Linked DNA regions of Homo sapiens: region 1 is linked to region 2. A link is a loop called in an ENCODE intact Hi-C map of the cell type or tissue named here. Cell type or tissue: A673. All regions are shown on one strand. Each heading gives the region's core, and the rest is flanking DNA. Links, peaks and the distances in the headings are about the cores only.

What was found. Peaks named below come from ENCODE experiments on the same cell type or tissue, not always from the same donor. Only the 100,000 strongest peaks of a DNase experiment are listed, where the experiment ranks them.
Region 1: a loop joins it to region 2, with 6 times the contacts of the local background. A loop is called at or near these places in 6 of 110 quality-filtered maps.

Annotation. Positions count from the first base shown.
Region 1 is chr5:38,187,204-38,202,451 of GRCh38, reverse strand. It overlaps the pseudogene PRDX4P2. Among named protein-coding and RNA genes, the nearest start is that of LINC02119, 46 kb to the right of the region's middle. In A673, for the core only: a CTCF peak has its summit at 9,137 (motif pointing right); a DNase peak (open chromatin) is centred at 9,181.
Region 2 is chr5:37,716,514-37,731,761 of GRCh38, reverse strand. It overlaps WDR70 (WD repeat domain 70), which reads right to left. Exons shown (of 18, transcript NM_018034.4): 14 at 10,547-10,647; 15 at 8,828-8,907; 16 at 6,712-6,828; 17 at 4,717-4,879. Among named protein-coding and RNA genes, the nearest start is that of GDNF-AS1, 120 kb to the left of the region's middle. RefSeq lists an enhancer at 6,531-7,730 and a silencer at 13,881-14,175. In A673, for the core only: a CTCF peak has its summit at 8,138; DNase peaks (open chromatin) are centred at 8,111, 8,741 and 9,991; H3K4me3 peaks cover 1,340 bases; H3K27ac peaks cover 6,396 bases.

The sequences.
Region 1 (15,248 bases), core at 4,858-12,857, 470 kb before region 2:
TAAGTGGATGAATGAGTGAGTGTGGGAAATAGGATGTGCAAATATTTTCATTGCTCTTTGGGAAATCATTGAATAAAACATTTTCTGCAATTCACCCACAGTTATTTTTGTTTTACTTCTGATTTAATCTATTACAGCATAGAAAACAAACAGAATTTTTGAAAGCTGAAGACATTGTTAAGACTGTGGGTTTCCATTTGAAACGTCAATTCAAATCAACCCACATGTGCTGAGAATATCAACTGAGTTTTTGGGACTGAGCTAGTTGCTGAAGAAAACACAACCATTATGAAGATGCAGTGACTGCTTTCAATGTGTTCATAATGTAATGGAAGTTGGGCAGGACAAAATAAGTGAATTTCATACAAAATGGAGTTACAAATGCCAAAAAACTCTAAAAATGTCAAATAATTGTAAATAGTTAATAGATTACCTCTAGATGGGAGCTCGGATAAGACTTCATGGAGGAAAAGGCATTAGGGATGTGCTTTAAAGGAAAGGGTCATGCATTGTTCAGGATTCAATCAAGAAAACAAGCTAAATACTTCTAACATGAAGGATTTAATTCCAGGAATTAGTTACAAAAACAATGACTGGGCAAAGAAAGCAAAACCTGAAGGGCTCTGGGTTGCCTAACCCAGAGATGAGTATCTGAAGGAAGATATTCCCATCCCTACAAATGCAGAAACAAAGATAAGGTGGTTCCATCCACAGCCAGGAGCTCATTCCGTGGCACTTCCAGGAATGCCACCCAGCTATTTGGGACTGCCAAAGAGGGGCTGCCACTGGGGACACTCCTGGAACCACAGAGCACTGTCTTGGAACCGCAGCACTGGAGCACCCCTGATGGGCAGCATTGGATGACAGCACTAGTTTGCCAGGCGGGGCATGGTGTGGCTAGTGCTGGGACCAGGAAGAAGGCTCCATGCTGTATCTGCCAAAGACCAGCACATAGAGTCTACTGATACCTGCTAGTAGAAATGAGAAACAAGGGAAAGAAAGAGAAATTAAGGAGAAGGAAGGAAGGAAGGAAGGAAGGAAGGAAGGAAAGAAAGAAAGAGAAAGAGAGAGGAAGAAGAAAAAAGAAGAAAGAGAAAGAAAGAAATGAGAAAAATAAAGAAAGAGAAAAAGAGGAGAGCATGAGTAGTCTGCATAGACAAGTCATGCTGCAGTGATAAACAATGGATGTTTCTTTCTCATTCACTGTGCATGGGACTGTTCACCTCTGCTTCATGACATCTTTACTCTGGGACACAGGTGGATGGAGCAGCCTCTTTCTGGAGCATTGTTGGTCTCATGACAGGAAACCATATGCTGGCTCAAGAGCTGCTGCTTGAAAGTGACACACATTACTTCCACTCACACTTACATTTTATTGGCCAAAGCAAGTCACATGGCCTTCCATGGGCTTAACAGGGCGTGCATGTGTAATCCTCAGGCAAAGAGGGACACTAAAATTGGTGGGGAGCCACCCAATCTACCACAACTAGAGAGTCCCTTGAGCCTCTGCCATTACTTTACTTTCTCCACTGAGAAGTAAGCTCCTTTTGGTCAAAAGCATTATGATGTGGAAGATCATGAGTTACTCAGTATGCCCATTGATGGTGACACTGGTAGATGCAAGTTTGTTCAGAATCTATCAAGAGGAGCAAATGCAAATTCAGAAAATCTTATATTCCAGTGAAGACAATCACTAGCTCCTCCATCTTAGAAAGGGCTTGGTGTAATCTACCTGGACAGACAGAGGGTTGATCCCTTCAGGGAGTCCCTACATAGCCTCCATGCCTGTTGCCATAGTTACAAGTTCAGGAACTGATTAAACAAGCATTGAGGTGGTGGGGGAAGGACCCACCTTGGCATGAAGTCCTTTTGTGACCATCATCACGGGAGACAAGTACTCTCACATTCCAGGCCCAATTCAGGAGACACATACCCAACCTCATTGTTACCAACCTACCAACAACATGTCAAGTCTCAATCTGGACAAATTATTAACTGCTGCTTGTGAATTGGTTTGTCATAATTCAAGCTCTCTCTTCTTCCAGGCAAAATGAATGACATGGTTATGTACAGCCTTAAGTTTTGCTCCCAGAAAGATTTTCCTTCCCTATTGTCCTTCAGGGCCACACCAAGTGGGGTTTTAAAGCCACAACAATCTCTATATAACCAGGACCTGCACATCATGTGCACCAGCTCTAAACCAATGATTCATGTTTCTGTGGTGGCCTGTTCTTAGCAAACTCCCCATGACATCAGAGGTGTGAGCTGAGGGTCATGTAGATTCCAGCAAGCTGGCAGTGTGAGCTGCCCACTTCTGCAAATTCCTTGTGCCTTCAGAAGCTGCTCAGGCCTAGTCCCATATCTACCACTTGCATTTGATGGTGGAACACTGATGGGTACATCTGACTTTGTGGTTAGTTGGATCAAATAACAGTTGATGATAGGCAGCCACGTTACATGGCCACCTGACGTTTCGTGCCCACACTGCTGGGCACAACTGACTTTATGATTAGTTGGATCAAATAACACAGTTAGTTCACGATAAGCAACCAGGTTACATGGCCACTTGATGTTTTGTCGTCAGGGGTTCACTTTCTACTAAGGCTCCGTAGCAAGTCCTCAAAAGAAAATAGTTGTTGATTGAAATAGAATAGCTTTGCTCAAAGACTCTCAGGGCCTTTGCTGTGATCTCCTGTTGGGGGTTGCAATAGGCTCCTCACAGAAACTCAAACTGCTGCAAATACTTCAAGATCCACTGGACTCCTGAATCAGAAAGTTGAGTGGTACTGCTAGATCAGATGGAGAACTGTCTCTTGTTTGGGTATCTTACACTAAGTTAAATTAGCTAAAAGTGATTCAGAGCAGCACAATGCAAATATAACTCACACCCCACTCAAAATCCAAAGAGGCGTGCCTAGCTTTTTGCCTCTTGGTAGGAGGTGTCGGGTACAGGGATGTGCCTTCACCCAGGAGGAGATATATTGACATGCCCTAGCCCATTGAATTTCCCAAGCAAATTGAAGTAAAAAGACCTTGTATTTGGGGAGGAGGATTATTCCTCTACTCTCTAGGTCCTGAATCTTACCACACCTAATTATGCTTAAAATAACCTATAATAATGCTTGAAGGTCATTTGTCTTCTGCATATCCCTATGCAGGGTTAAATAGGAGTTACAAGTATAATAATTGCAAAAGGAGTAGCTAGCATTTGTTTTGTGATTATCATTTTCATCGTGCATGTATTAACTCATTTAATCATCACGATAGCTCTACGAGATAAACAATATTACTATCCTTATTTTGAAGGGTCACCATCCCTGCACCTTCCTTTTCTTTTTCTTTTCTTTCTTTTTTTTTTTTTTTGAGACGGAGTCTCACTCTGTCGCCCAGGCTGGAGTGCAGCAGTGCCATCTCAGCTCACTGTAAGCTCCGCCTCCTGGGTTTTCGCCATTCTCCTGCCTCAGCCTCCCGAGTAGCTGGGACTACAGGCGCCCGCCACCATGCCCAGCTAATTTTTTTATTTTTAGTAGAGACGGGGTTTCACTGTGTCAGCCAGGATGGTCTCGATCTCCTGCCCTCGTGAAGCGCCTGCCTCGGACTCCCAAAGTGCTGGGATTACAGGCGTGAGCCACCGCGCCTGGCCTGCACCTTCCAATTAGCACTAATCTGCATGGGTACATTCCTCCTTCCCCCACTTCCCAGAAACGTTTGCTTTCTTTCTTTTTTTTTTTTTTTTTAATATTTTGGTAGAGCCCTCCAGCCATTTTCTTTGGGTCCTTCCTGCCATGAAATATCTTTCTTCACAAGTGAGGATTCTTCTAACTGTTAAATATTGATTTTAACTATATGCCTAGGGACTGGTGAAACAACCAGGTATGATGGGGATCTCATGAAGCCATATTTGAAGTGGATTTGGGCAAAACGTCACTAATCTCATGGTCTCCATAAGCCCCTTCTCCAATCTCTAACAATTTGTTAGTTTAGAGTCAATGTCAAAATAATCTTTCCCTGGTACTCAGTTACCATGGTAAGTGGTCTTCAGTTATCTTTGGAAAACTAGGAGGAAGGACCGATTCTTGTCCTTGAGGTATTATGGCAGTCCTACCTTGGTGTTCCAACTTCTTTATGTACTGCCCAGGGCCCTATCTGTCGTCACTTTCTGCCATAGTGGCTTAGCTTCCATCAGACACATGGTCACATAATCTGGAAGTTATGTGTTTATTTAATATCTCATGGGATGAAGTTACTGATAATTTTCAAATTAGGCATCAGGGCCTGAAAGTGAAGTTTCCCATTTAGTTCTTCAGTTTAGTTTATCAAAATACTTTAAAGTAGGAGATTTTTGTTTTACCACCAGGTTTCCAACAGGACAGACTTTTCCATACTGGTCAGTGTACGGGGACACTTGACTCCAATACAGTATTTTATTTACTACTCTGCTAACAGGAGGGTCATCCATTCTAAACTACCTTTGGATTCCTTTTTCATCAATAGTGAAGAAACCTCTAAGACTGTGGCCTGAGTTCTCCAGATACATCACCATAGCACTTTAAGATCTGATGGATAAAATCTGAAAGAAATGAAATTTTCCCCGGGCTCCAGTCCTCTTTGTTTGCGAGGGGTGGGACTTCATACTAAATGGGTAAACTGTGAATCAGCAAGGCATGGATCACTTCAGTGTTTAGTGGTCTAAGTTCTCAATTTTGTCACTAAAATTGATTATTTTAGTTGGACACATACATGTAAAATCAAGGAAAAAATAGACATTTTCCACATTACCCATTTAAATTGAGCACTTTAAGTTCTCCATTGATCACAGCTGCTCCTCCTCAGTAATTTGAATTTTGGTTTTGCTGAAGTGCAGGTAGGGTCAAGTATGAACTGATGCCTCTCAGTGTTTAATCATCTGCCCATGTGAAAGTGGCACTGCTATCCACAGTCCTCAAGCCTCTCATTTCCTCATGGAGGTCAGAGATTGAGAGGGTGGTGGCTGCTTTAGTGTTCTTCTTTCTTGGCCATGAGTTTATACTACACAAATTTTGGCAAATCCACAGCCTCTCACCCTGAGAGTTCTTTTTAGCTATGCAAATCCAGTAGGAACTTGATGAATTACTCATATACCCATGGACCTTCAGGATCGCTTAGCTTCTGCCAAAGATCCTTGATAGCTAAATTATTCGCATTACCGAGTCAACTCTGCTGCCTACCACAGTAAATACACCCCCATTGTCTCTGCTGGATAAGTGCTTCTCCTCTGCCCCCATCACTTCCCAACCAGCTCCCCAACCCCACTGGAAACAGAGAACCTGTTTCAACTGTAGCACCTTCTGCTAGCATACCCAGCCTACCCCAAACAGCCACGAAAGCACTGTTCAAAGATGGCAGGTCTCCTCTCCAGTGTTATTGCCAAAGGCCTTAGCAAAGGCCTTTTTGGGTCCTCTCCAGAAACTCAGAGGGATAGGTCCTGGTCAAACAGGCTACATTCACTCCAGCATTCCCATCTCTCAAGATTTTTTGACTTCTTTTTCTACTTAATGTTAAGAAATTGATCTCATAATATCACTTAGTGGCTTCAATCTATTCACCAAGCCAACAACTGAGATCACTTTCAAATGCTGGAACTAAAGTCACTGGTAGGTGCACCTGTACTGGTAAGTCCGGTCCAGGCTAAAATCATGCCCTTCCCTCTTTGGCCAGGCAACCTGGGAAAACATTCTTTTTTTTTTGAGACAGAGTCTTACTCTGTTGCCCAGGCTGGAGTGCAGTGGCGACGAGATCTCAGTTCACTGCAGCCTCCACCTCTCAGGCTCAAGCGATTCTCGTGCCTCAGCTTCTGAAGTAACTGGGATTGCAGGGGTGCGCCACCACACCTGGGTAGTTTTTATATTTTTAGTAGAGACAAGGTTTCATCATTTTAGCCAGGCTGGTCTTGACTCCCGGCCTGAAGTGATCTGCCTGCCTCGGCCTTCCAAAGTGCTGGGATTACAGGCATGAGCCACTGCACCCGGCCTGAGAACACATTCTTATGTGACTCCCTAGATTGTTGCAGATAAAATGAGAAAAGTACCACAATTTTCTGTTTTGTTTCAGTACATAAGCATTTATCAACATTCATCTTTATAAGTGAACCCCAAGGGCATTGCTAGTCCTGGGACAGAGGAACTTCACCATCTTTTGTTTGTTTTTCTAACCCTGACTATACCTCTGTAAATATTCTCTTCACTGAAGTCTCTCGAGTTAAATACTCTGCGTGTGTCTTCTGATACTGTGTCACTTTCCCAAAACTCAGAATCTTGAGTAGAGTTTTTGACTGGCTGAGCCCGGTTTATTTGCTTACATGCTGGTATCCACCGAGTAAAGAGAAGGACTGTGAGTTTCTGCCTTTCACCAAGACTCACTCATGGAGATTTCTCTGAAACAGAAAAGATGTCCCACAAGGATCGGTAGTTTTTAAAAAGACAAATGTCCATTATACTGGGATTGACAAGTAATTCTACTTGGACAGAAAGGAGGATATACATAGGGGCAGTGGAAGGAAATTGGGCTACAAAAGCAAATGAGAACTTTATTAATTCAGAAGGGCTTAAATGCCAGCCAAAGAAAGATATCTCATGAGATGGGAAATGGGCTGCCACTAACAGTCTTGAGTAGAAAAATGACATGTAATCTGTGCTTAAGCAAGATCCATCAGGTACAAGAGTGACAATAAATCACAGGAAGGAGAGAATGTTACTTTCTCCATTGAATTGTAAGCCTCACAGGGGCAGGGCCTTGTGGACTTGTTTAATGTTTCTCTTCCTGGTGACTAGCCCAGTGCCTGGCAAGTAGTGGATATGCAATCAGTGCTTGTGATGGAGAGCAAAGAGGCAAGGATGAATTAGGAGGCTACTCAAAGTTAGCCCCCGTGAGAAATAATGAAGCCTGAATGAGAGGGTAGAAAAATAACATATATTTAACATTCACCCTATACCAGGCATTTAATCTATATTATCTGATTGATCTCACAATTACTTTTACGAGGTACATATTTGTTTCAATTTTACAGATGAGGCTCGAATAAATTAAGGGAAAAAGTCCACATTCAGATATGCAATAAATAATGGAGCTGGGATTTGAACCCATGTCTGGCTCTGAAACTCCCCCTTGTCCAGGACATCATGCCAGGAGGGAGTCAGGACAGGGGGAGGTCAAGAAGGCACAGAGGTAGGAGAGAATCGCAGCTGGCCAGGTCCATTTGGTGGGACAGAGCATGAGGCAAAGTGGAGGAGTTTGGGGCTTTGAGCTGGAATCCCAAGGAGAATTGTGATGACGTTAAAAGAAATAAAGCATTCAAGGGGACTTTCAGGGATGGGATGCTTGGGTCAGATCTGGACATGCTGCTTGCGGGTCCTGGGGGGACATCTAGATGGAGCTACCCATCAGGCAGTTGGAAACGCCAATCCAGATCCCAGGACAGAGGCAGCAGTAAGGAAGCAGACTTGCAAGTGCCCCATGTTGAGGCGATTATTTGAAGCAGTGAGCATAGATGAGAAAAAGTTAGCCAAGGTCGTGATATAAATGTACCTGGTCCAAGCATGGTATGCAGGATATCTGAATATGCACAGATCCTAAGGTATGTCCTGAAAGTAGGTCCGCTTTACTGAATCTTCTGATCAGCAGTTTTCTTGAGGTTTTCACATTTACTTAAGTAGAGTGTGTTGGCAGGGGGTGAAAAATACACACAAGAGCCCTGATCAATGAAAGTTTTGCTGTGGGTGTGACCTATGTCCTGTAACTTGCTCAAACTTCTCAGAGAGGGAAACTTTAAATATCCAAGTTAAGAACTACGAATGCTGACAATTCTCTGTCTGGGAGCTGAAGATCCAACCTTTAGAGGCCATGACTCCTCAGGTCACGTACCTGTTACAAGGGGCTTGATATGGTTTGGCTCTGTGTCCCCACCCAAATCTCATCTCAAATTGTAATCCAAGGAGGGACCCAGTAGGAGGTGATTGGATCATGGGGGAGGTTTCCTCCACGGTGTTCTTGTGATCATGAGTGAGTTCTCATGAGATTTGTTTAAAAGTAGCACTTCCCTATTTGCTCTCTTGCCCTATCCTGCCACCAGGTAAGACGTGCCTTGCTTCCCCTTCACCTCCAGCCATGATTGTAAATTTCCTCTCTCTGTCTCCCTCTCCTGCCGCCAAGTAAGATGTGACTTGCTTCCCCTTCACCTCCTGCCATGATTGTAAGTTTCCTGAGGCCTTCCCAACCATGTGGAACTCTGAGTCAATTAAACCTCTTTCCTTTATAAATTACCCAATCTCAGGTGTTCTTTATAGCAGTGTGAGAACTAATACTTGGCTTCAGCTGGTTAATCCCCAGGGACAGTTTTCAGGATTAGATTTTCGTGGCAGTGTTTCCTCTCCCTTCTACTCCCCTCCCCATAAAGATTTAGTGGGCAGGACTGACTTGTCTGAAGGGGTCCTCTTGGCTGGGGGCCTTCGAAGAAGCCAGATTGTCCCCTTAAGAGTAGTCACTACTATAAGCCCAAAAATCTTGGGTCCCTGTAATGTGCTATGTGCTATGTCTCCGGCTGACTTGCACTGCAGCCTAGTCAGAGATGGCCACCTTTGTCTTTCTACAGCAAATCAGAAAGGGACACAAAATTTCTATTTGAACATAGATAATTCAAAACAGCTGAACTTTTTTAAATGAAGAATCTTTTTGCATGCAACGTTCGATAGTGGAAGAATACCCTGATTAACTTAGGAAACTATTTTACCCTAACTTAGTTATGAACGACCAAAAATGTGCCTTTACATCTGTTTAGGATGACATTTTGGGCATCTAGTACTACATTACAATCTCCATGAGACAATAAACACATAGACTTGTTATTTGATAGTTGCATAATTGTGGTTTTCTTCTGCTTGTTCTCAGAGGTGGAGAGCTGCCTGTTTGCTTTTTATTCCTCTTTTTTTTTTTTCCAGGAGAAAAAAACAAATGTAAAACACACCAAACCAGAGGGAAAGAAATAGTCAATATGCCGCTGCTGCATGTAAGCTGCAAGTTTATTTGCCTGTTTACTCTCTTTGAAATACCTGTGAAGTGCTTTGCCGGCGGGTTCTCGTCCACATCCTCTGAGTGGCAATGCTCATTCACGACCAGCAGAGGGCAGGCACGACCTCCTAATACACCGGGAAGGCCATTTTGCCAGCACCAGGAATAAAGGCGCCCTTGCCATCTGTAACCTCAACCATCTCTCTCAACCACTGTAGACCTAATTGCCATGATAAAAACAGATCTGTATGAGCTTTGTAGTCACACGGTCTTGGTTAAATCGCAGCTCTGCCACGTATTAGCTGTGTGACCTTCAACAACCTACATAACCTCTCTGAGCGCGTTTCTTCCTCATTTCTAAAGTGGGACTATTAATAATACCTACTTCATAGGCTTCTTGTGAACATTTAATCAGTTAATATATGCAAGGCACTCAGAACAGAGCCTAGCACATGGTAACCTATTATATTTATTGTTATTACTAATAGTATTGCATTAAACTCTTTCATTCTCTCTCTCAGGACTCCAACTAAAGTGTCCAAGGAGAAGGGACACCACTCAAGAGGAAGGAAGAAAAAGGCTTTGGTGAGTCTCAGGCCACCCCAGGAATCTCTGGGTGATGGAGAAGGGAGCTACAGAGATGTCTCTGCTCCAGCAGAAGAACAGAAAGATGGTTCTAACCTGGGGTGAGAGACACCAAATGAGCTAAGCTTTCCTGTTTCATTCTTTCCCTAAAGGCAGTAAGACCTGAGCTTGGGCGGTGGGAAGGTCCGCAGACATCTGGTACAAGAAGGGCTCCAGGCAAGCAAAGAGCTGTTCCTCCCAGCTGCATTCAAGCATGGTGCAATTAGCTGCAGCCTGGGGGATCGTCACGAACCTGGCCACCTGGGCACCTCTCCTCAACATCTGGGTGAAGGACAAAGGGAAGGCACAAGCTCCGAAAAAGAGGCCTTGGAGGTTATTTTACAACAAGAGTGGCAGAGGCCAGGGAAGCATGTGGGTGTTCTAGCTGCTTTTAGCAAAGCCATTCATGTGGTAGCTAGAAGTGATGAGGCCCTGGCCGTGTGGTGGGCAGGCAGGGGCAGGGATCCATGGCAGAAAGAAGAGGGTACACTTTCCTGGAGATGTTTCCAAAACCCCTGGGTAGGGATCTTGAGGTGAGCTCTGGTAAGCGTCTTGAGGACAAGGACCACATCTTATCCAGCCTTGTAGAGTAGCAACTGTTCGGGTCATAGGCTGTGAATAAATATTCCAACTCTATCTCCTTCTGACACATGATAGGATGGCACTTCCCTGCTCACTGGAAGTCGATGTGGCCATGTGACTTTCTGTGGCTAATGAAAGGTAAGCAGAAGCTTTCAGAGCCAATGCAGACTCTACCATATTTTTTTCCTGAGCAGGCAGCTAAGGGCTCCTCCAGGAGCCTGTGTCCCTGTGTGACTCTGATGAGCAGAGTGCCCCCTAGGCTGACTTGTGGCTGACATGCAGCCATTGAAATGTCAGGTTACTGTTTGTTTGTTACAGCAGCAGACCCCAGCCTGTCCTGATTTAGACAGCAGCTCACCTTTGTGTAGCCCTCTGTCACATCCAGCATGGCTTTTTCACACTGCATCACCTCATCTGATCCTCTGGAAAGCATGTGAGGTAGGTCTGTTATCCCAATTTACCAGCTGAAACTGGATCCCTGAAAGCTTAAGTATCCAAGGTTCCAGAACAAAGTGACAGAGCTGGGAATCCAACCCAAGCCCCAGGACGCCAAATCCCATGCTGTTCCTCCCCCACCATCCTCCCTAGTGTGATGACACTCAACAAATGGGTACCGACTGAAATTGAAATGATAATACTGGCCCGCACAGCTGCAATCATCATCATCATAGCACTTTCACGAGGGCAATGCTTTTTCTTGGTGTCATGAACACATAATGTAGGATCGCCAGTTTTATAAAGAGCAAAGGTTAGTAAGAAGTGATGTCTACAGTGTCTTACATGAAAGTTAGACATCAGACATTGCCTAGGGAAGGCTCTTACTGGGACGAATGATCTAACATTTATTGTAGTGTTTTGTTTTTTTTTTTTTTTTTTTAGACAGGGTCTTGCTCTGTCACCAAGGCTGGAATGCAATGGCACAATCTCGGCTCACTGTGACCTGTGCCTCCCAGGTTCAAGCTATTCTCCTGCCTCAGCCTCCTGAGTAGCTGGGATCACAGGTGCATGCCACCACGCCCAGCTAATTTTTGTATTTTTAGTAGAGACAGGGTTTTGCCATGTTGGTCAGGCTGGCCTTGAACTCCTGGCCTCAAGTGATCTGCCTGCCTCAGCCTCCCAAAGTGCTAGGATTACAGGTGTGAGCCACTGCGCCAGGCCTATTGTAGTACTTTGAAAATCAGCTTCTGTAATTAACATTCTCCATGGCTCTGGCACTCTCCTCACACCACTCTGCTCCCCACAAAGTCCCTAACCACAGTTCCCCTGACTCTGAGCTCCTGCATTCTTTCTATCTAAACTCTCCGTCAGTCATAGTTACCTGTTCTAGGGCCTCAATCACTCAGGGCCCATTTTTTTTTTCTCCTGGGAAACCAGCAACCTACTCCAGCTAACTCATGCAAAGGCTGATGGTATGTTATTGCTGCGACTTGTCACACTTGTGTTTTAGCCTGGCTCTCTAGTCCAGCAGTGGGATTTCAGAGCAGCTCACAGGCTGCTAGGGGAGCTATCTCAGCACCGGCCGACTTTTGATTACACCTCAAATCACATCCTGTTGTTGGCAGCCAATTCTACTTAGCCTAAGACCGCTTTCTGCATCCATCCATCCTTCACTGCTGACTTTAAAGGGATCAAAAGAGCCCTGTGTATTTTTCTAATCTCCCTAATCCTCGTAACTATTCCTGTGAGGATGCAGGTATCATCACTACCATTTTTCAGATGAAACGAAGGCCCAGAAAGTTTTAGTGACAGACCCAAGGTCACCCCTGTGAGCCGGTGGCAGAGATGGGAATGGAACTCAGACCGGCTGGTCTCCCAGGCCATCAGTCTCCATTAGACCCTGCTGTCTCGCTGAATTCCCCCTGCAGTTTTAATTGAATATCATGTTCTTCTTCACTTCCTGCCCTAAACAGGGCAACAGCTGCCGCTCACCCTCCTGAGCCGGCTGGCGGTACTTCAGTGGTGGGTGAAGTTATGCTGGGGTGGAAAGCGGGTGAAGCGTTTCAGGATAAAAGGACCCATCAGATTGGAAGATATTCACGACGGTATAAAAGGGATGCCCTGACTTTCAAATGACATCGTGTTGGGGACCAGGCTAAGAGGGAAACTGCTTGGGAGGGTGAGTATGGGAGTTGGAAGGATGGGACACTGTGGAGGAGAAAAAAAGATGCGTGTGTAATTGGATGGAAACTTTCGGCAAAAAAATAAATAAAACCATGGAGCACTGTTATTGGTGAGAGGCCCAATATGCGACATGGCTGAACTGTCCTGGGTTCATGTTCTTTTCTTGAGAACAATGCTTAGGGTTTCAAGGGGATTAAAAGCAAGAGGACTAAGATTCGCTTTGCCCCATTCCATCTGCTGCACAGTTTCTACAGCAGCAGTTCTAAAGCTTTCGGGTGCAGCAGAAGGACCTGGGACACTCGGTAAAAGTATTGGTTTCTAGCCCTCTCCTGAGAGACTGTGGCTCAAGAGAGTTTGTAATTGTCTTGTAGGGCACACTTAGGGGAAGGCAATCAACGGTCATCCAGCTTCAAGAACTTGTGCCCCTGCCTCTCATATACATTTTGGAAAGGTCTTTTCCTTTGGGAATCAGAGGAGGAGGTCTGCAGGGGAGTGGCTTGTGTCTACAGCTGCTAAAAACAAACAAACAAAAAAAACCAATAACTCTACTCCGCAAATGTGAGGTTTGGGTAAGCATAGAGCAGCCTGCTGTCTTTGTCGTGGTCACCACCATCAAAGCATTTGCAGGAGCCTGTCTGCAGGTGGAGTGAGGCTCCTAATTACACTTCAGGGCACAAGAACCTGTGAGGAGAGGGGAATCTTGCCCTTGGAAATATGAGCGGTTTGGTCCAGGCCAGGAGGAAATTGAAAAACTTTCCAACCAAAACGTTTACTTCCCGAAGAGATAAAAAGAAGCTCAGGGTCATAAATCCGGGCCAACACCCAGGCCCCGGAGGTCAGACGGGAGGCCCAGAGGCGGATCAAGGCAAGGAATGCAAGGCGAGAGTCCCCGGCCAGTAGGGAGCCCCAAACACACAGATCCAGGGGCTCAACAGGCACCCAGCGGACAACCCTCAGAGGCCCAGGGCTCCGGGGGCTCAGGCCACTTGTCTGTGGCTAGGCAGCAGGGCCTTGGAGAAGCCTCCAGCCCAGACCCCCCTGTGCTAGCTGTCTGCCCTCTCTATGTGTTGCAGAGTTACATATTTTCTGGAACCCTCCTTAGACATGTTCACGGAAAAAAAAGCAAATAATCAGGGAAGATGGTATAAAGAACTGGCAGTCTCTGTTTTCTCAGCCAAGAACCTGAGCAGAACCAGGCCAGCTGACCAGGTGCCCAGCTTCAATTCCCAGAGGGGGGCTGTCTGCCCAGCTGTGCCCCGTGCCTGGCAAATGGGTGCCTAAGGAGGCAGCCATCGTTATTCTCAGGAACCTATGAAGGGCTCAGGATATCATGAATTATGACTGCCACAGCGAGGACTGAATGATGACTCAGGACACCTTTTGCTGTTAAGTTCCATTTGCGGGCGCTTCTCATTTTCAACAAGCAGAAATTCCTCCTCTGGGGACTGTTTCCCATGCTCCCACTCATCTCAAAGTCTCAGTTACCCCAAAGTTATGAAAATATGCAGAAAGGTGTCAGAGCCAGGGAAATGTGGTCAGAGTAGAACACAGGCTGGTGGGGAGGAGGGCATTTCCAAGGGCAAAATGTGGGCCCACTGGTATTAAAACTTCTCTATTTCCTACATTTTACTTTCTACAGCTAAAGTGTGAAGCAAATCATTGTCCTGTGACCTGAGGGGAGGGTGGAGAAGCTTTAAATGATTTAAACTTGAAACTTGTTCCCCTCCAAACAAAAATGGCATTGTAATGTTAGATAAGTTCTTTACCCTTTCTAGGTCTCAAATTTTTCTCCCCATAATGTAGCTTCCATTTCATCTGGTAAGCAAATCCTGAATTTTAACTGCCTCAGAAGGACCTTGAGCTCTGTGCTTGAAAGGCAGCAAAAGCCGAGTGCAATATTAATGTATAATTATTTACAATACAACCACAAACTCAATTTAAAAGCCAGTTGAAGTGTAAGGAGCAAACCACAAAGATACAGGTAAACATTTAAAGTGGAGACATCACGGTTCAACAAAGAATTGATTCTCTTCTAGAGCAATCATCTCTAAAGCCCATCTCACATTTCTGAAATGCTGTTACAAATAAAACAGAAATCAGGACAAGAGGAGGTGACAAGAGGCAGGAAAAATGCCAATGATCTGGATTTGGCCAACTTCCTGATGGTGGGCATGTCATCCCGTCACTCTGGCCCTTGCTTTCATCGTGTTTTTTGTCTAAATTGCAGCCAGAAAACACATAAGCTTACCCTCTTAACCATTTTCTAGTGTACAGTATTGTTAACTATATGCCATGCACATTGTTGTATAACAAACAGAGCTCTAGAAAGTTCATTCGGCATGACTGAAACCCTATACCCATTGAATAGCTCCTGGTTCCCTGTGTCCCCAGCCTCTGGCAACCACCATTTGACTTTCTGTTTCTATGAGTTTGATTACTTTAGACACTTTACAGAAGTGGAATCAGGCAATATTTGTCTTTTTTTGTGATTGGCTTATTTCATTTAACCTAATGTCTTTAAGGTATGAACCTTGTTGTAGCATGTACTAGGACTTCCTTCTTTTTAAAAGCTGAATGATATTCCATTTTGTGTATATGCCACATTTTCTTTATCTATTCATTCTACCGATGGCTTTTAGGTTGCTTCCACATCTTGGCAATTATGAAGAATGCTACAATGAATATGGGTGTGCAAATGTCTCTTCGAGATCCTGTTTTCAGTTCTTTTGTAAAAATTCTCAGAAGTGGGATTGCTGAATCATATGGCAATTCTATTTTTAATTTTTCAAGTAATCTCTATACTGTTTTCCATCATGCTGCACCATTTTACAATCCCACCAACAGTGTTTTGTCTTCAGGATTGCACTGCTGAAGCCTGT
Region 2 (15,248 bases), core at 4,878-12,877:
TTTTGAAGACATCTCAGTGATTTGTGTGTAAACATAGACACAAATATTTGGAGCAGTTAGCCATTAAAATAACATGCACCATGTTTAACAAAATTTAAACTATGACTGTTTTCTTGACAAATCTTTAGTATGTTTCTAAACAAGGTTTCTGAAGTATAAAAAAAATCCCTAATAATAATGGAAAATACTCCATTAAAAACAGAAGTGTCAACACAGCCATAATCTATAAGTTTATCTGACTGCCAATGATGTGTTGACATGGATTAGTTTATACACATATAAATACTATTCAAATGAAGGCTAAAGCATGCTATTTCGCTGGCCAGCCTTGATATGACCTCTTAGTTGTTATCATATTATCCAATTCACTGTTCAGAGATGTTCCATCTGTATTGTTTATTAATATAAATTGTGAACAACCACATTGACATTACATAGTCTGTTCTGCTACAGTACAAACAGCAGAGGACACAGTGCTTCCCCTCGATTGCCTCAAATCCTTTTAGCATTACTGGGCAATGTGCTTTCACTCACAGCAGGAGCACCTACCTCTAAAATGCTGGAGAGCTGACAGTGCCTGAAGTGTCTTTCCCAACCCTACCTCCAACCATCACCAATGACCAACAAATAAGGGAGTATAAATACTCTAGTTGCCATGGCCCTGACCAGGACAACTCTGACCACAGTCTCCAGGGTTACCCTGCAGGATTAAGCCAAAGCGACCCTCCCTGGGACTTGGCTTGATACTGCACACTTGATGGCTTCATGACACATCTCTACTCCCCTACTGATTTTCTCTGGGAACATACCCTAATAATTCACCTTTATGTAAATCTTTATCTCAGGGCCTGCTTCTAAGGAATGCATGCTAAGATGATGTGTTTTTATTTGAGGCAAATAGCGCCGAATAATGAGTAGAGGACTGGTAGCAGTATAAAGATTGAGTTGGTTAATAAAAGGCTTTTTCCAGCATATTAATGTTTTAAAAAGTAATCAGCATCCAGTTTTCTCACAATTAAAGAGAAAACTTTAGGAATACATAAAGACATCAAGAAAAAAACTTGAATATACCTCCAGTAATACAAAAATACACGTCTGTAAGTCTATTCACTATAGCATTGTTAGTACTTACAAAATACTGAAACAACCTAAATATCCTTACATAGAAGAATGGTTGAATTAACTATGATAAATTCGTACAACGGAGTACTATGCAACTATGAAAATCAATGACAGTGAGCTCCAAGAACTGATGTAGAGTGATTTCTAGGGCAGAGTTCTATGTGAAAAAGAAGCAAAGCCAAAAAAAAAGCAAATCAATATGACTTAATTTATATCAAGTTATACACCAAAATATATACAAATCTTTAAATCAATCATACCTCAATAAAGATGGGGGATGAAAAGAAGCTAAAATCCTAAACTGATCAATTCAAATTTCAAAAATAGCATAACAAAAAAAGTTGCTGACATATTTATAAATAGTATTCCCAAAGTTCATTTAAAGTTAAATTTCATACTAAAATGTTAATGAAGAAACATTTAGATAACCAACTACTTTGTGGATAATCACAGATTAGCAATAATTTTGTGATAAAAGTTGGTTGTGGTTAGTATTTGTATATTAAAAACGGTGACATTTTACTCTATACATGTGTTCATATGTTGTAATTACACTTCACCAAAGATTTTCAAGTGGAACTTAGACCAAAAAAGAAAAAAAGATGATTTACATTATGCTACCCTTCACATAGGAAATACGGGGATGTAAGAAGATACTTACGTATCTGCTCAAGAAATACCCGAAAGATACACCAGGAACTAAAAAGATTATTTAGCTACAAGGGGTGGATAGGAAAGGGACTGAAAAAAAGGGGGACTGGGAATAGGAAAAGGGAGCAGGAATGAAGAGGAAGAGACAGTTCTCTAAGAAAATCTCTTTTAAAGCTCTGACTCCTAGAACCATAGTAATATTTCACACACTCCAAAAAATAAACAGAACGTGAAGAAAACCCAAAAAAGGGAAATAAACACTAAAAAATGAACCTAACTGCATTTCAAATGGCTAACACAGCCACAATCACTGGGGTGGTGAAGAAAGTATACTTTAAGGCTAAAGACAAGAAGAACTGTAAACAAACTATGCCATGCAGATAGGAAAAGTGATTCTTACAGGGATATGAGTTAGCAATTCTAAAACTAGTTAATGTATATGCCAGACCTGAACAAATAAGAGCTGGGTTTCTCATTAACGGAGAAAGAAGTTACAAATACAGAAAGGAGAAAAGTTAGGGAACCTGTGATACAGGACTGAAATCAGAAACATCAATTCAAACTCATGGTTTTACAAATATAACTACAGATTGATACATTCAGAAACACAGATGTGTGTAGATGGGTAGCTTAGTATGCATACATGTATTTCCTAGCTTTGTCAGCAGAAAGGACCTAGAAGCAATGGCACTGCAGTAGCAAGGAGCACATCCAGCACACAGCCTTTCGTTTCTAATCACCATTCTCCAACAAAAGGAGCCACGGCTCTTTGGAGAAGTGGTCGATTCCAGAATGGGGGTAAGAAAAACCAAGATGAGTCTGTAACATCTTGTGGTGCCAGAAAGTAAGGAAGTACTAAAAAAATATATAGGCGCTTGAGAAAGATGCCAGGAGCCATTCTGAAGCCATTCCAGCTTCTATTGGCCAAAGGTGGAACAATTTGAGCAACAAACTAAATGATAGTATTGGAATTTATCTCACAGAATAATGTAAGAGACCATACCAATATTTTAAAAATACTTGAAAAATAAAAAAATGTGGGAGAAGGAACAACTTTTCCTCTAGGTAGAATTCCAATTAATAAACACAGAAGAAAAGAGGGAAACAGAAAATCACCCTTAGGCAAACACCATAGTAATAACTGTTATAGGCAAATTCATTCACGGATGATAAAATTAGACAGCAAAATTGAGGAGAAACAGGATTTGCATAGTCTTAAAATATCACTCCCAAGAAGTTTATCAACTGAAAATAGAATGAAAGCATCTTTACAGTGGAGAAACTTGGCAGATATAACCTTAAGCAAGTGGCCAAAGTTAGCATCACCAGTAATAAGACATCCACTGAGAAGGACACAACATCTCTCTTGTGTTATTTGTGCCAAACATGCATGGTCTCATTCCAAATATAAGAAAATATCAAGCAAACCCCAACTGAGGGAAAGTGTACACAATAACTGACCAGTATTCATTAAAAGCATCAAAATCATGAAACATAGGAAAGGTAACTGTTATGATGGGAGGAGACTAAGTACAATGTGGGATCCTGGAACAGAGAAAGAACATGAGTGAAAAACTGGCAAAAACTAACTAAGGTCTATAGTTTTAGTTTGTTTTTTTTTTTTGTTTTTTTTTTTTTTTGGAGGCAAGGTCTTACTCTGTCACCTAGGTTAGAGTGCAGTGGTGTGATCCTGGCTCACTGCAACCTCCACCTCCCGGGTTCAAGCAATTCTCCTGCCTCAGCCTCCTTAGTAGCTGGGATTACAGGTGCATGCCACCACACCTGGCTAATTTTTGTGTTTTTAGTAGTGATGGGCTTTCACCATGTTGGCCAGGCTGGTCTTGAACTCCTGATCTCAAGTGACCTGCCTGCCTCGGCCACCCAAAGTGTCGGGATTATAAGCATGAGCTAATGCACCTGGGCTAGTTAATAGTATTATACTAATGTTAGTTTTATAGTTTTGATAATTAATTGTACTAAGATTATGTAAAGTGTTAAATTAGGAGGAAGTTGGGTGAGTAGTATATATGTACTCTCTGTACTATTTCTGCAACTTTCCTAAAAATCTAAAATTAAATTTAAAAAGTTTAAAAATTTAGAAACTGAAAATTCTGGCCAGGTGGAGTGGCTCATGCCTGTAATCCGAGCACTTTGGGAGTCTGAGGTGGGAGGACTGCTTGAGACCAGAAGTTCAAGACCAGCCTGGGCAACAGAGTGAGACACTGTCTCTACAAAAAATTAAAACATTAGTTGGGTGTGGCAGTGCATGCTTGTCGTGCTAGCTACCCAGGAGGCTGAGGAAGGAGAATCCTTTGAGCCCAGGAGTTTGAGGTTACGGTGAGCTATGATCATGCCACTGTACTCCAGCATGGGCAACAGATCAAGATCCTGACTCTAAATAAATAAATAAAAATAAAAACGGAAAATTCTATAATAGTACCTATCTTTAATGTAAATGTAGCTGGTTTGATAGCTTTAGGAACCACTCCCTATTCATCCATGCTAAGCTGTCTGAGGGAATACGAGCAGGCAGGATCTACTCTGCAGTGTTACTTACATATACAGCTCTATAAATAAAAGTGAGTTCATAATAACAGACCTACAAACTGCTTCATTTGCTTTTAACCCTCGTCAACTAAGATAATGCACATAAGCAGTGATTTGTTTGTTGTTTGTTTTAATCATGGGCAGGATGGGCTTCACATAATGGTTTACACTATGCTACAACTCTGATGGAATGGGCCTAGTTTTAAAATTCATGATTTTAGAGTCTTATGATACATACAAATGCCTAGGTTTAAAGACCATGAGTACCTGGCCTATTTTTCATATCTAAGTATGAAATAAGAAATAGAGAAGTTAGAACTCAAAAACAACATTGTTATGTTCTCCCCAATTCATTAAACATAACAATTTTCCTGTTTTAAAAAGCTATATTCTCACTTGGAATATGCTGGAGAAACCCAATATGGGCTGTCTTCTGCTGCTTTGGCATGACGCAAAATGGCTTCCCGAGGATTACTGTCATCGGTCTTGTCCAAAGCAATGTTCTTCACAATATAGGAAGAGAGAGTGCCCCCGTGGGTTCCAACTCGGCCACCACGACCTATTGCAAAAGAAAAAAAACCAAATTAGAAACTGAATGAGCATGAGGATACATAGGTATATCTGTGTACACTGTACTTATCTGAGCACAAATCTCAAGAGTACTTAAATTTCATCCTTTCAGCTTAGATTTATGACAATCAGAACCAAAGAGATCACCAAACCTCAACTTCCCGATAGCACTTTTAAATAGGAAGAGATTTTTTTGTTATGTCTCAGTTGCTTAACTTACAGAATGATACCAATATAGAAAAAATTACAGATAGTTTGCCATCTATATGCTTTAAAAAGTTCCTCTGGCATCAACATTTAGAATTCAATTAATAAAAATAAACAATATTCATTAGATGCTATTTAAATAAACATATCTTAGGGCTTGGCATCTTCCAAGTCCCTTACAGGTACTTTGCTGAGTATTATAAGAGAAAACAAATAAGCTAAACATACTGATTCATGTTGCTCTGCTGTACTATAATCTCCCTATGAAATAGGAACCTCTTTAAGGGCAGGGATTTGTTCCCCACTAGATCTCTAGCAGCTAGTATAGTGACTGGTACTCAGAAAGATGTAGGACTTCTTAGGAAGATAAAATAAACATATGAAAAGCCAAATAACACTAAAAGATTAATTTCATAAATCAAGATAAGAAGAAACTAAATAAGGCAGGAAATAATTAACTGTGAGATAATTTGTATGGCCAGTAACTATTATGGCACTTAGAGGAAGATAGCACTTCAGGCTCAGGTGGTTGAACAGGTCTTTATGAAAGAGATGGATCCAATTTGTGAAAGCTTAGGAGGTAAAGAAGGTTATTTTCAATAAGCAGAATGGGTTAAGTACAAAAATGCAGAAAGAAGAAAGTTCAATGGGTATTTGGGGACAGGATTGAACCAACAGTAATCTCAAAAGATCAGAGCAGGAAAGAAGTAAGGTGTAAAGCTACAGGGGTAGATTTGATTTGGACTGTACAGAACCTTGAATCTCTGGAAAGACAATTGGACAGTGGGAAGCTTATGAAGGTTTGGAGGCTGTAGCAACATGAAAAGCTAATGGAGTTAGGGATTAAAGCTGTGTATAAGACAAATAGAAGTGAGGTGGGAGAAAGGGAGTGACTTGAGACTAAGGTGCATAGTTAGAAGGGTTCACAATAATCCAAGAAAAAATCTTTTTTGGAAACTTTAGTTAGGACGGTGTTAGAAAAAAATGAAAAAAATAATTAAGATAGATATGCAAAATGTTTTCTATGCTGAAGGAGCAGACCAAATAGAAACTACACAGATGATAACAGAAAATGAAATTCTAGTCAAGGTACGTGCTATACTATTAGCCAGTGCTGCTTGGCTTTCTTCTGGTACCTACTTCTCAAAAACTCTAAAGACTTTTATTCATCTTCTAGTGATATCAACACAAATCTAAATGATGGCCACATTCTGCCTTGTGTGAAACCTAATCCAGCCTGGATTCTGGTCAAAGTGCCCAGTGTTGTACATTAAGCCAATATTGAGAGCAGTGGTTTTAACACTGGGTTCCAAGGTCCACTGAGCCCCCGAGTTCCCCTGAGGCCAGCTAGGAAAACTCTAGTTGGAGACCAAGCAGAAAGGGCCCCAGTCTTCCTCCCTATTTCAGTATAGAAGCTCAATTTTTATCAGCTTTATACATCTGGATTCTGCATCAGCTTTTCTGTTACTAAAAAGAAAACATTTTTAAAACACTAGTAAAATCTCTCTGAAGACAAAGAAGCATCCAGGCCCAAAAGACCTTCCCAATTTTATATCAATTACCCCACCCTGCCTCTGAACCCCCTCTGCAGGTCACTAGCTGGATCACAGTCACCTGGGCCTGCTACAGGAGGTTCAGGTTTATGCGACTTCAGGGGATCCAGTCTGTCCTTCTCCAGCTGTTTCCTTGTACTCCGTTGGCGGGGCTCACGGAACATAGGCAAGGCATGAGCTACAAGAAGTCACATTTGAAAAATTTCATTATAACAATAACCTTCCCATCCAAAAACATAGTTAAAGCATGACTAACTGAAAGATGAAATGGAAGTCATAATGACAGTCTTGATCTGATAATAAAAGACAGTCTTACTGTAACCAATTAGCCAATTTTGCTTGAGACCAGACTCACTGGTCACCTCTCCTGGCAGCTAACAGCACTCAGGAAATACTGTCAAATATTGTCATGGAAACATCGGTGAGGCTCCCCATCTCCCAAACCATGGGTAGCAGTTAAAACTTAATTACCGTGGTTTTGAAAAGAAACACATATTGGGACTGCCTCTTATTTTTTCTTACAGGACCCAAATGTGAATAATGCCAACAGCTTGCTGTCAGCCCTGAAGTTTCCTCAGATGTCTCATAAACACTGGAATCACTTCACACGTTTCTGAAATGTGACCACCTCTCAGGAGGAGTTGACAACACTGAGTAACCGGAAGGGAGGAACACTTATCCCACTGAAACTGGGATAAAGGTTGCCATGAATGCAAGAGGTGCCTAAATCTCTTGGCATGGGGACTTAATGGGGCCTTATCCCTCCTGCTATATGGTAGCAAAATAAGAAAATAAAAACCAAAGTAATATGCGTTCAATTGCTGTTACTGTTTACTCAATGTCAAAATTAAATTTCAGAATATAAAAGATTATAAGAATTTAAAAAGGAAAACAGTATAATATTCTAGGGGAAAAGGAAAGAGTTATTAGGGGAAGTATTAAATAACTCCCTTTTTTTGCCCCAGAAAAGTACTAGCAGTTTCTTTTGACTCTTACGTGCAGATTAAACCCCCTTTAAAAGAAACTTTTCCCGGGGGACCAGGGGAAGGAAGGGAAAGGTTAAAGGGAATTTATAATATCAATAAAATGTCTATAACACCTCAAAACCTCTTCCAGTATCCCCTCCTACCTTCTACCTATACTGCCAACTGAGGCCAGACCATATCACTCACCAGTAAAACATGCCTGCCTTGAGTCAGGGGAGCTGAGAAACATAGCCACCCGTCACTCAGTTGGGCAACACAACACAACAGTATTTTTAGGAGGGGGAAAATAGCTTTTCACTTCAAACGACTGGAGGAATTTAAGTAGGCCGCATGTAATTACATGAGCTAGACTAGTTATGACACTGACTTTAACACTTCTACTCTTGCAAAAAGTGTCATGGGATCTCTTTACTGGTCATAAGCTCCAAGGGACTTGGTCTCATATGAGACCCACCACCAGTGAGAAAACCCAGCAGTACAGCGCCCCCTGGGCTCCAGACTGAGTCACTGATAAAGTCCACAGGGCCATCCACTAATGATAATCGCTGTAGCATCCATTATTTCTTTCCTAGCTGTCACCTGTTGCAGGTTTGAGATTGTGGCTCTGGGAACACACATCTGCCAGATTAATGAGGTTGTGTGACATACGTGAGAGAAACCACTCTGCCCTAGTAAGCTTTCTACTCATACCCCAGGTAGTTAATTTTATATACAAATTCCTGTGGATCAGTCTAGCACATGGTCATAGAATTTCAGAGAAAGCTGGAAGAGACCCTTCCTCTGGTCGCCACACTTCCCTGATTAAAAGTTAAGTTGTTCAACATCACATTGCCACTCAGTGGTGGAACTGGACAAACCCAGGCCTCCTGATTCCAAGACCAGCACTCTTTCTTGTTCACACTTGGAATAGACTGTTACTCTTGAAAAAACTGCTATAAAGTAATGTATTGGACTCGAACAGGCTTTTCCCTTTTGGGTTGAAAGCTGCATGAAATAACCCTGTCCCTGTGATGAGTCACAGAAGCCACAGAGGTTAGCTGTTACATGACTCGTAGTCCTATCCACATGAATGGGCAATTTTGTAATATATGCCTGAATTCTGAGGGCTTTCTCTGTCTCTAAAGCTATGCAATCAAAACCACATGAGAGTAGAAGAGAGATGCATGATTGAGAGGCATGTTAACGACTTACGGGTGATGATGTAGTCCTGAGTTAGAGTCTCAGCTTGTTTTGCCTTCCGCTGGGTTTTAACCACACATAATTTTGCTCCCCTAACGGGTGTAAAAGCAAATTATTTTCTTTACTTGGTCTTAGAAACAGAAAATTTCATGTTGAAAACATGAGATACTTTCAGGAACATACTCTGTGCATGCACTCCATCTACACAAGTACTTGACTTTCTGAGGGATGGCAACAGATGGGCTCTCAGTGATAAAAGCTTAAACTTATGGAAAAGCAAGTCTGTCAGTCAGTGGTTATTAACAAGCAAGAGGGTTGGAGAGGTAACAGGGCAACAGGACACAAGTTTACAAAACCTATAGGAATAATGTGAAATTTTAAGATCTTAAATAATAAAATTACCCAACCTTTTCACTCTAAAGGTCACAGGGTTAAAATTTTAGTTTATGTCTCAGACTAAAGCAACCTGGGTGGTCTACACCCCAAATGGCATATGTCCACTTTTCAAATACAAGAGTACAAGTGTCTGGAACTGAGTTGGCTTGGCAGTGTTGCCGAGGGGCTATGGCCCAAGAATGTGTGGGATTAACCAAAAATGTGCTTAGAACATTGCACTTCTCCTTAGTAGTACAGAGTTATCCTTTTCAAGAGAAGCAAATACAAATAAGTAAATTTCTTAAAGCAAAGCTTCCACAGAAAGTGCCTTCTAAATGGGTGCTATCAAATGAGGCTCATCATTTTCTCAAGTGAAACAGACTCCCATCCTAAGTACATTAGCATTTTTAATTTCTTTTTTAAAAAACAAATAAAATCCTATTTGTTTTCAAATACCATAAATATACTTTATTGTATAAGGCCAGGATTCCAACTCTAGTCCAGGAAGCTCTGAAGGAAGATGGGGCTGTCTGCTTCTATTCAGAGCAAAATTATGGCCAATGAATATTCATTAATAGAGGCTGGCTTTCCTTTCCTCAAAGGATGTGGGACCTTAAAACAGGTTTATATGGGACCCCAGTAAATTTCACATGTGAATTTTAATGCTAGTTAACCAAGTCTTACTCTAAAGAAAGCTTATCAGTCACTGTACTTTAAGAGAGAGAAACAAAACCATCTTTTCTGGGTGATGACACATATCCATCTTTGTGCCTAAGCAAAACGGAAATAACTGAGGAAATGACTGAACCTCTAGTTACGTTTTCAGACTTTTGAAATACAGTGGTATGCTTAAGTTTGAAACTTGGGTGGGCATGGGGGTGGAGGGGAAACGTATCTGTGCTGTCCCTTTCTGCGGACAGAGAATAATCTTGCCAAACATCCAAACTGCTAGAAGCCAAAAAAGAAAGAAGCAAAATGGACAAGCTGATTCCATTTCCTGTAAGTGGTTAGTTCCCTGCTTTGTTAAATCTCTTACATGTATCACTGCTAATGCCTCTGTCCAGGGTGGTATGCAAAGTGGGCAGAACGTTTTTCCCCCTTGCACTCAACATTTCAGCTAAACAACTGCAAATTCCCAGGAAACTTTCGCTTTGAATTCAGTGTGGATCAAGGGCAATATTCAAATCCTTTTTAAAGCACAATACCAGGAGTTTGAGGCTTTACTTTGTTCCAGCTGCATTTTCTAAATGGGTGGATCTCCATCAAAGTGGGAAATAAATAAAAGCGGGGGTGGGAGGGAAATCCCTCCCCCCAGTTGTTGTCATCCATCTAAAACAGGCAATACTTATGAAATACCTCTGACTCTTGTTGGGGTCGTAATAGACTTTAGCCAATCCATTTCCAGTTCCAACCATGATCTGGTTCAGCTTTGGATGCCACAGGCAGCGAACAACACTCTGCAAAGGAAAAGCGCAGTGGTTGACTAAAGAGGCCAGATAAAAATGGAAACAATCCTGCTGGTACTTTGATGGCTAGTCTACTATATCAAATATCATCCTGATGGTTTACCTCTAACTTTCAGACATTTTCTTTTAAACCATAAAGTTGTGTTCCTGAAGTAAAATTCCATTCCATCACTTATTATCTGGGTGATACTCCATAAAAATAAAAAAGATGTTCTCTTCCTGACATTATCTCCCTTTCTGGACAGCCCTGAAACCACAAAATTAGGTTTCCCAGGTCCATTACCACGTGAGGCTGGCATCATGGAATGCTAAATCCACATAACTCAGTTACACTTACCACTGAAGCGAATTTCATGCTCTTACACACATACAATATGTCCCTCTGGACAGCAGATTGAGACCAGGTGGTTATTGTTTTTAGTTCACAAAGATCCAAATCTCATAAAGCTTTTTCAGAAACAATGCACATTTGTAGGCATTTAATAATGTCTCCCTATCTATGAGATAAAACAGCAGGACAACAGCAGAAGTAAAACAGAGATACAGAATACAAAGACTTGACATTAACCTAAATGAAAAGCTGTTTAAGAGAAGGTTCACTGGAAGTTATGATCCTATGAATTCATTACTGGTAAGGAAAATAAGTGGTGCTCTGGGGCTGAAAAGAACCACAAGTTCTCAGTGAGAACTATAACCTGTTTTTAATTTTTGTCTGTGGTAAGAGGGCAGAGGTGGGAGGGATAGCGTGGACAGAATTAAAGGGAAAAAAGATGAAGCTAATGTTAGTAAACAGAAACCCCATGTACTAGGTTCTATAGAACTCACTCTGATAGAACAAGATATGAGTGGAAGCATTAATTCAATGTTTATTAATAATCTATCACTTGTCAAACTATATATAGGGACTAAAGGGGAAAAGGGTATGATTAGATATTAGCATTTTATAGTTCTAGTGGTAAAATGAAAATCATGACTACGTCTCCTAAATCTACTTTGGGCTGAATTTCTTTGGTTCCTTGTCTCTACTCATTCCACTCTTTTGTTAAGACAGAATATCTTGAAATCTCTCAGATCCTTTTTGATAGAACATTGATTCCCAGCTGGGCATGGTGGCACGCGCCTGTAGTCCGAGCTACTCAGGAGGCTGAGGCAGGAAGATTGCTTGAGCCTAGGAGTTTGAGGCTTCAGTGAGCTATGATTGTGCCACTGCATTCCAGCCTGGGTGACAGAGTGAGACTCTGTCTCTTAAAAAAAAAAAAAAGAAAGAAAGAAAGAAAGAAAAAAACAAAGAAATAAAAATTCTGACTCCCATGTGAATGGCAAAAAAATAGGCCAAAAAAAAATAGGTAAATGGCTGCAAACCCTTACCTGAGATTCCAGAGGAACTAAGGAGAAAGCTGAAAAGAGTCTACAAGACTTTTATTTAATTCATATCTGATTTAACAGACTTACTCTAGAAGAGTGGTTCTTAACCTATGTACCACTGAAGAGGAATGGGATATTGTACAGAGAAAATCAAATCAGAATGGCTGTGTTTTCCCCATCAGCTGGGGGGAAAATTAAGTTAAAGGGGCAGGTTTTCACAACTTTAGGCTTGCTTTCCACAATTTTTCTCAAATCTATGGTGCCTGCTACCCAGGCTAGCAAGTTCTAAAAGATGATAAAACAAATATAATAGTGAGTAAATATTAACAGAAAAACTTGAAAAAATAAGATATATTTAATTTGATAGTTTGGGTATTTTTTGGGGGGGGGGTTGTTGTTGCTTTGTACCTATGCTTGTAAAACCTAGTTTATAATGCATACATATAAAAGTCACATTTTCTCCTAATAAAATTGCTCCTGGTTGGGAAGATGTAATTAAGTATATCAATAGCTCATGGTCTACAAAGTGCAGCTTCTAGGTGCTCCACCACTGAGACTAATTTGAGATAGACCACTGGAAATTCCCAGATGGCCACAGCCAGGTATATGGAAACATAAGGAGAGTCACAAACATAACTTCATGAAGTCATGTTTATGAAACCCTATGTAGAAGAAATCCATCTGAGCCAAGACTCATCTCTTTTAGTCTTTGCTTAAATGTCATTGCTATCTAAACCACCCAATTTAAAACTGTGCCCCAGAACTCCCCTTAGTCTGCTTTTCTTTTTTTATAGCATGTATCATCTTTTAATATAATATATAACTTATTTATTAATGATGCTGATTGTCTGCCTTCCCCACTAGAACACATATTTCATGGGCAAAGATCTCAGTCAGTTTTGTTTGGCAACATATCCCAAGTGCCTAGATTAGTGTCTGGTGCTCAAAAAATGTTCACCAAAGGAATGAATTAAAAGCTACAGTTCACCCATGCCTAAATGGATTGCTTTGCTAGGTAGAGCTGGAGACAATTTTCAAATTAAAATCATTACTCCATGAGAAATAATTTGATTTCCTCATATCATTATTATACTCAGGTATCCTACAAATGTAGCAGGGTTAGATTCCTCCTAATGTGGTCCTAGAGAGAGAGAATGTACATGAATCACAGAATAATGAAAGCGGCTGTCAAAGGCTTTCAGAAATCTCAGCCACCCATAAATGGCCCAGGACAATATTAAGGGCACAGTATTAGAGTTATTTCTCTTTCTTGGTTCTCTAGAGGTCTGGCTCAGCAGTCTAAGATTACTAGTTCTCAAATATGTTTTCAAGTGAGCAGGGTGCAGAATTGGAAAAGATCCACAATGTAGGCCTGATAAATTCCAAGACATCCAGCCAAACAGGCAGTTTCCAGGGGCAGCAGGTTACTGTTACTCTCTCCCTCTTCACTGAGGGTGTAAATGTTAGAGAGAGGCAACTGCCCAAGCCAACAGACCAAGGTCCAATTGCTTTCCAGGGAGTCCAAGGACACCTCACCTCTATTCCTGTTCACATCCTGTACCCTCCAGAGCCTTTACACACACATATAGCTGATTAGTATATGTTCTTACAGAGAAGCATATTTACCCTCCTTTCATGCCGAAACAGGGAGAGGCAAATAAGACCCCTTAAACTAAACAGTCATTCCAGAGCCCCATGCACTGTGGCAATGAGTCACTAAGCAGCAAATGAGAGGCCAGTGAGCAATCTGATTTAGGCAGAGGATACTTAAGGCTCAATTACCCTAAGACCAGTTATTAATCAAATACTACAAGGATTCTAAAACACGAAATGAAGAAACAAAATTTAAAGCCAAAGGTGGGTGGGCCTTTTTTGTTTATTAATATTTATTGTGTGTGTTTAGCTAACCTTTGTAAACTTTGCAGCTAATGCGGCTCCACATTTTATCCTGTCAAGGAAATGCATCTTATAGCAGAGAGCTGGCTACCTGCCAAACCAAACAATCCCTGAGACTGCGGCAGGGCTGGGAAGCAAGCTGAGCTGCCACGCTGCTAACTTGTCAAACATACATACCGGCTTTGCTTAACAACAATGCGACACGTGCCTGCTAGAAGCCTAAGGAACCAACATCAGAAGACAGATGAGCTATAAATACTTAGAAAGAGTACAATCCCTCGATCAACCAACCACCCCAAACTTTCTTCATCCTGTTCTTGAAGAAGTGCTTCTTTACTGGGAGCGTGACACATTCAGACCTAAGGAGTCACTGAGAAATGCAGCAAATAAAGCATAGAGAGCACATTTGAATAAAAGGACCAGAGAACCAGGAAGGAACATCAAGACATGAGATCTACAGAATCAAAGAGAAAGCCCTCACATTATATCATGAGATTCCAATGGCAGAAGGCCACTGCAGTGCAAAGAACTAGGTTCTGAAATTAGTCTGCATATTTTAATAAACTTATTTGCTTAATTAAATTGACAAAGTGTTTTATTCTTACACTAATCTACTTCATTTCCTAAAACATGTGGGTTCACTAATGGCTTCCTCTAGCTGCCAAAGTTGAACTTTACATTTCAGCACAAAATGAAGCTTATTCTTTTAAACCAAAGCCCATTTTCATTTTAACCCTTTAATTTGGTAGTGGAGGGTAACCACAAATTTGCCCAAAAATAAGAGACAAGAACTGGAATAGGAGACCATAAGCATGACTAGAAGGAGTTACAAGACCTTAATGTGCTCAACAGAGAGATTTTTTTCTTCTCTGCAGAGACCAAAGAAAAAAGAGAGGGGTAGGCCGGGGAGAAAGAGAGCACGATGTCGAGCTAGCAGTGTCAAAATTCCAAAATAGGAATTTTGGAATTACCCCTTAGCAAAAGTGAAAAGACCACAAAAATTTCCAAATAATTTATTTCTGTGGTTATTTTGTTTACTTTTAGAGGAACCAGGGAAGCAAATAAGGGGAGGAGGAGAAGGAAACCAAAGAGAGAAATGATTTACATTTTAGGACATGGTAGAAAGGGAATTATTAGGTACTGGAACTTTATATTATTTAATATAATTGAGTCCTCACAAATACTACAAAATTAATAATCTCATCCCATCTCACAGATGAAGAAACTGAGGCTGTAGAGAGTGGTAACTTTCCCAAGGTCACATAATAACTCGCACATAGAGGAGCTGGGTCAATAAGCAGGTTTCTCCAACTCCACTGTTCATTCCCTTA